2 separate regions of the Homo sapiens genome follow, and region 2 is linked to region 1. A link is a loop called in an ENCODE intact Hi-C map of the cell type or tissue named here. Cell type or tissue: tibial artery. All regions are shown on one strand. Each heading gives the region's core, and the rest is flanking DNA. Links, peaks and the distances in the headings are about the cores only.

Region 1 (2,916 bases), core at 208-2,707:
TGCAGGCACATCCCCTTCCTGCAATGAGATGACCACACCACACAAATGTCATAGCACTGAGAAGGAAATCGTTTACATTTCAAAGAAATAAAACCCTATATAACATGTAAAGAATATTAGAGTTGGCCGGGCGCGGTGGCTCACGCCTGTAATCCCAGCACTTTGGGAGGCTGAGGCGGGCAGATCATGAGGTCAGGAGATTGCGACCATCCTGGCTAATGCGGTGAAACCCCGTCTCTACTAAAAAAAAAAAAATACAAAAAATTAGCCGGGTGTAGTGGCGGGCACCTGTAGTCCCAGCTACTCGGGAGGCTGAGGCAGGAGAATGGCGTGAACCCGGGGGGCGGAGCTTGCAGTGAGCCAAGATTGCACCACTGCACTCCAGCCTGGGCGATAGAGTGAGACTCTGTCTCAAAAAAAAAAAAAAAAAAAAAAAAAAAGAATATTACAGTTACAGGGAATCCTCATTTATTTGGCTACCTCTTGTATCTGGGACAGAGCCAAGCACCCGAGAGAAAAATAAAACAATTTTTGTTTGGAACATAGGACAAATGTTCCTGTGACAAAAGAGGTCAGAGAATACATACCCCAGCACACTTCCTTGGGGCCCATGTCACATGGGGCCTATTTGCTCCTATTTCATGCACAATTTTAACATTTAGTTTTCTAGTTTCCAAGCCTACATGGGACCAGATGGCAAATGAGAATATAGGGTAAGGGACTGCTAATGAGAATTCAGTTATGCACCAGCTCTTCCCACATTTGGTGGCTCTAGGAGGCAGCACTGGGTGAGGATTGGCATTGCTGGTGAGAGTTTCTCTGGGTTCCTATTATGCAGACTTGACTTCTTCAGATCTTTTAAACAATTCCCATAAAGAGACTAGGACTTGAGCATTTAGCAGTGGCAATATAGCTCAGAGTGTGACTCATTTAATCAGAGGACACAGATGCCAGCCAGGGGCACTTGCAGGTGAGACTTCAAATGAGGCAGTGGGAAAGGTTGGGATGGAGGGTGAGGGCGAGTGCATTATGGGATGATGCTCACTATAAAATGGCTAGTGAAGAACACAGGGTAAAAAAACTGCCTTTATAATAGAGTCCTAGACACATCAAGTTTTCCATAAGGTGTCTATATTGCTTTCAAGACTTAAGAAGCACAAAGTTTTATTTTCTAAAATGAAAGGAAATGCCAGACCCAAAGGGACTGTTAAGTCGGGAGAGGGAACCCTTAAAGAATTGAACAGGGCAGATTTTGGAGACTGCCATGAAAGAACGGCAGCTATAGGCTTGGTCTTGCTTTTGGTATACAGTCAATGGCTACAATCCTCTGGGGTTCCCCTGCTCTCCCTGGTTACAGCTCGGGCCTTGTCCTGTGCCAGAGAACAGTCCCAGGGCTGTGCCCCTGCCTGCAGAGCACTCCTCCCCCGCTCAGGTATCCCTAAGGCTCTGGATCATCTGTGAGAGCTGGGGTCTATCCTCAGACTGCTTCCTCCTGCCTTGATTGACCTCCTGGCCATTCAGATCCTTGATTGACCTCCTGGCCATTCAGATCGATTCCTGACCCCTGGTCACGCCTGTCTGTCAGGACCCCAGGTGACAGGGTCGCAAGCCCAGAATTGTGCCCAGCCCTAACCCCTGCTTGCTTACTGGGTACATGGGCAGTGTGTTCTGCTGCCAGAGGCCTCTCAGACTCTGCATCCAGCTGTGGCCTTTGGACTTGACATAGCTTTCAGAGACCTCCCTTTCCGAGTTTCCCAGCCATGACCCTGAGCCACAGCCATCACCCTGTCCACTAGTCACTTCCTGACCCTTTCCTCAGAGCTGGCTGTTCCTACAGCCTCCTAGGCCCTGGGGCTTCCAGAACCAAGTTCAAAACCCTGAGAGGGGAAGGACTGAGGGAACCACCATTTTCACAGAGTGTGTGTATTCCCATATTTACTCGAACCTGTCAAGAACATTTCATGAGGCCAGGAGCTTTGACCTCAAAGAACACAGCCAAATTCCAAAAAGATATAGTCATACCTCTGAGTGTATCCTGGAGTGTGTGGCTCAGGGTGGACCAATTCACAGTCCTATGGCCAGTGGCCAGTGCCCCTCTTTTGTAAGACTTTTGAAATTGTAGCAATATTTTTGGATCATTCATCAACATCTTGGTACTGCCTGACATATATAGCCCATGTTTCATCCATGTTTTCTTTTCTTCCCTTCTTCCTTGCTTCCCTTTTTCCCTTTGGACCATGGCAGGAAGCTCCCTGGGTCTTTCTCATGCCCTAATCATCATGCAGACCCCAACAAGGAAGGTTGTACCTTGTACCTTTGTGCCCTGAATTACCCAGGGAGAGGCAGAGAAACAGAAAGAGAGTGGGTGCAATCTAGCTCCTCTCCCTCTATTAGCTGACCTCAGGCAGATCCTCTAAACTTCCTTGTACCTCAGTACCCCATCTGTAAAATGGGCATGCTAATCCTCACCCTAAAAGCTTGTGGTAATGGTGAAATTAAGAAAATGACTATAAAGCCTTTTATATGTTGCCTGGCTCATATTAGATGCTCAGTAACATCTAATGAACAATTAGCCTGGATAATTTCAACTGTATGTGCCTCCCTATGCCTTTAAAGGCAAAGGGAAGAGGAGAGTTTTGATATTCAGAGTCCAGCCCTTTTGTGGAAGACAAAGATGGGGTTGATTCTGACATCCCAACATCACTGCTCTCAAAGGGCATATCTTGCCCAGGCACCAGAAGCCCCAGCTGGGAACCCACCCTGCCTGGCTTCGGGTACCCATTGTTCCACTCAACAGCTGTGTGCTTTGGGGACAGTGACTTAACATCCCTGGGCCTGCATTTCCTCCCTTGTGAAATGGAAGTTATAGTGCTGTCCAAACCACCAGATGAGAAGTAAACAAGATAATACTTGCAA
Region 2 (2,916 bases), core at 266-2,765, 260 kb before region 1:
CTCTCCTGTGGAGAGTCATGTCAAAAGGTAGATGAATTGCCTGTGAGGCAAGAAGGTCTCCTGAAAGCTGGGGAGCCAGGTTAGAAGCAGGGGTGTACCATCAAGTAATCCTGTATGGAGAGTTCAACCCCTGGTTGCTCTTCTCTGGAATATGAGGGAAGTCATATCTCATGCACAGCTTCAAGTTGTCCAGTGTTACATTCTAATTCCCTTGAGCTACTCCAAACCCTTTGTGAAATCTGTTATCTAGTAGAGCCTTTGTAGGCCCTGGTGTGGCAAAGAAAAAAGAGGTGTATAGAAGAGGCATGGCCTATCTCCACTAGCTTCTTCATGGGGGCTCTTGGGGATGCAGCATTTTCTTGAGGGAGATGGTAACTGGAGTCTGGGGTGAGGAGCAAAATGGTGAGGTGGGTTATGGCTGAGCTAGGGACAGCAGGATCATGCTGGACACTGAGGAAGAACTTCAGGAGGAACAGAAAGTAGAACTTCCATATTCTTGGTATTTTCTAGGGGAAGCTGGCCCCTGGAAGGGAATGGTGGTTGTATGGTTGGATTACACATGTACTTTTTTTTTTTTTTTAATGATTAATGTTGGTTATAGCTGGTGAGTGATTACAAGTGAGTTTTGATTTTTCTATATTTTCTTTGGCCCTTTTAAAGAAAATATTACTTTGACACTTGTAAAAATGGTAGGGAAGTGGTAGACTTTATTCAAGACTATTGCAATAGGAGTGTTGCAATGGCGGGGAGAGACTGGGCTCAACAAGGGGAAGTGGGGATTTATAGCCAAGGTACAGAGTAAGGGGGTCGATAGATGGAAAATTACTAAGAGGAGACATTAAGGGTAGGTGCATTCTTGCTGGACTAACCTAACAGGATTCTTGCTAAAGGCAGGCCAGGGTGCTCGGAGATCAAGGGTCAGGGGGGTTTTCACTAAACTAACTTAGAAGGATTCTTTCTACAACTGGACTTGGCTGGCTGAAGAGAGGGCCCAAGGGTGGGAGCCCAGTGGAAATGAAGCCTCAAAGGAGCCTGCCTCAAGTGTGGTCAAGGAGAAAGTCTTTGTCATCCCATATGGGCTATAAATGTATGGCCACTAAAATGAGAAAGAAAAATTAGTAAAATAAAAAATACTCTCCCAAGAGATATGATAACTAAACGCAATATGCAATCCTGAATTGAATCCTGCCTAGAATTTACTTATTTTTTCATTTTTGCTATTGGTGAGACAGTTGGTGAAATCTAAATATAGTTCAGACTAGATAATAGTGTTGTATCTATGGTTAGATCTGGATTTTGATTATTATATAAGAACGTCCTCATTGTTAAAAAACATTCACTGAAGAATTTATCAGTAAAGGAACATCATATCTTCAGCCTATGCTCAAACAGTTTAGAAAAAAAGAATATGTATATACAAAGAAACAGCAGGGTAAAGCAAACATGGGCAAATGTTGGCACATGGAGATTCTGGGTGAAGATATATGACAATTCTTTATATTATCTTTGTAACTTTTCTGTAAATCTGAAATTATTTCAAAATAAAAATTAAAAAACGAACTAAGAAAAAATAAAAAATATCATGCAAACTTAGGGACTGAGTCCAGTGCTACCTTTTCCAGGAAGGCACTTCACCCAGTCTGCCTTATGGTAGGTAATACACACCATGATTTCCTTGAATTTCTCTTCTGCTCTGATTTATTCAAAGCCTCTTCCCTCTTTCTCCTCTAGAGGCAGCATCGCAGGGGAGGATGCTCGTGAACTTCTGAACTCACGAACCTGGATCCAAATGCTGCCCCTGACACTACCCAGCGGTGGCAACATGGCCATTACCACCACTATTGATATCAGATTTTTCATCTATAAAACGGTTACAACAAAATATATTGCATACAGTTGTCATGAGAAACATATAGCAATGGAAACCGTAAGTTCTAATCTAGAAAGAGCTCTGTAAATGTTAATTCCCCTCTTTTTTCTTGAATCAGTCTTTCAACATCCTCGGGAAATAGGTAAAAATTTGATCCCAATTCTCAGATAATTTATTTAGAGTTTATCACCATAACTAATATTGACAATTTACAATGTGCTCTACAGTGCTTAATACACAGTAACCCCTTAATGAATGTTGTTCATGGGGCAACACTTGCCCTCGCCTTTTCTCACCCGACCATTCCAGCATCTCTATGGAGTAGAAAGGGACCTACTATTATCTCCCTTTTTACAGATTTGGAAATGGAGGCTTTAGAGAGTTGAATGACATGCTTTTTTTCTAGGATACATGGCTGATAACTGTTAAAGTTTGGCAGTAAATTCTATTAATTATTGCAAAGCAACGTTTACCATTGCACTTACATCCAAACTAGTACGTTGCAAATAAATCTTACAGCACTCACTGGATCTCCATGCTTACGCTATTCCATGAGCTAAAGCTATAGAACATCTACTTTGAGCCAGAGAAGAGAGGAGAAACTTTCTGATTTAGAGCCACATTTATATTAGAGTCTATTTACTATTTACTAGACTCTTTACTATTAGAGTCTAATTTACTGCCCACATCCCTCTTTTCTCAACCTAAATGCCCTTTTTATGGCTGTAGCTGCCCTCACCCCCAGAACTACATTTCTATTTCCTGCAGGTGTCTGGGCATTTGCAGGGCTGGGATCCTCTAGGTGCTCTCTAAATGCATCCGCATGCTTGGCATGAGGCGCAGCCAGACTTATGGCTTAGAAGCGGGGCCATATCAGCTGGGTCAGCAGCATTCCAAGTAACTGAAAACCCTTTAATGAAGGGAAGCAAGACAGGCAACTTAATTTAACAGAGAGACAAACCTAATATGAGAGGGCAGTGGCTGCCACAGCTGCTGAAAGCGAGATATATTATTTTGCCATTCTGGAAGCTTTAGCAACTTGGAAA

Evidence for each region. Hi-C counts contacts between places; a loop is a spot of excess contacts. Peaks named below come from ENCODE experiments on the same cell type or tissue, not always from the same donor. Only the 100,000 strongest peaks of a DNase experiment are listed, where the experiment ranks them.
Region 2: a loop joins it to region 1, with 2.6 times the contacts of the local background. A loop is called at or near these places in 17 of 110 quality-filtered maps.

Annotation. Positions count from the first base shown.
Region 1 is chr18:48,152,843-48,155,758 of GRCh38, reverse strand. All of the region lies in intron 3 of ZBTB7C (zinc finger and BTB domain containing 7C), which reads left to right. Among named protein-coding and RNA genes, the nearest start is that of ZBTB7C-AS1, 8.4 kb to the left of the region's middle. In tibial artery, for the core only: no CTCF peak of the experiment used is centred there; a DNase peak (open chromatin) is centred at 1,748; H3K27ac peaks cover 1,671 bases.
Region 2 is chr18:48,411,373-48,414,288 of GRCh38, reverse strand. It overlaps a transcript of ZBTB7C not described here. Among named protein-coding and RNA genes, the nearest start is that of ZBTB7C, 3.4 kb to the right of the region's middle. In tibial artery, for the core only: a CTCF peak has its summit at 1,749; no DNase peak of the experiment used is centred there.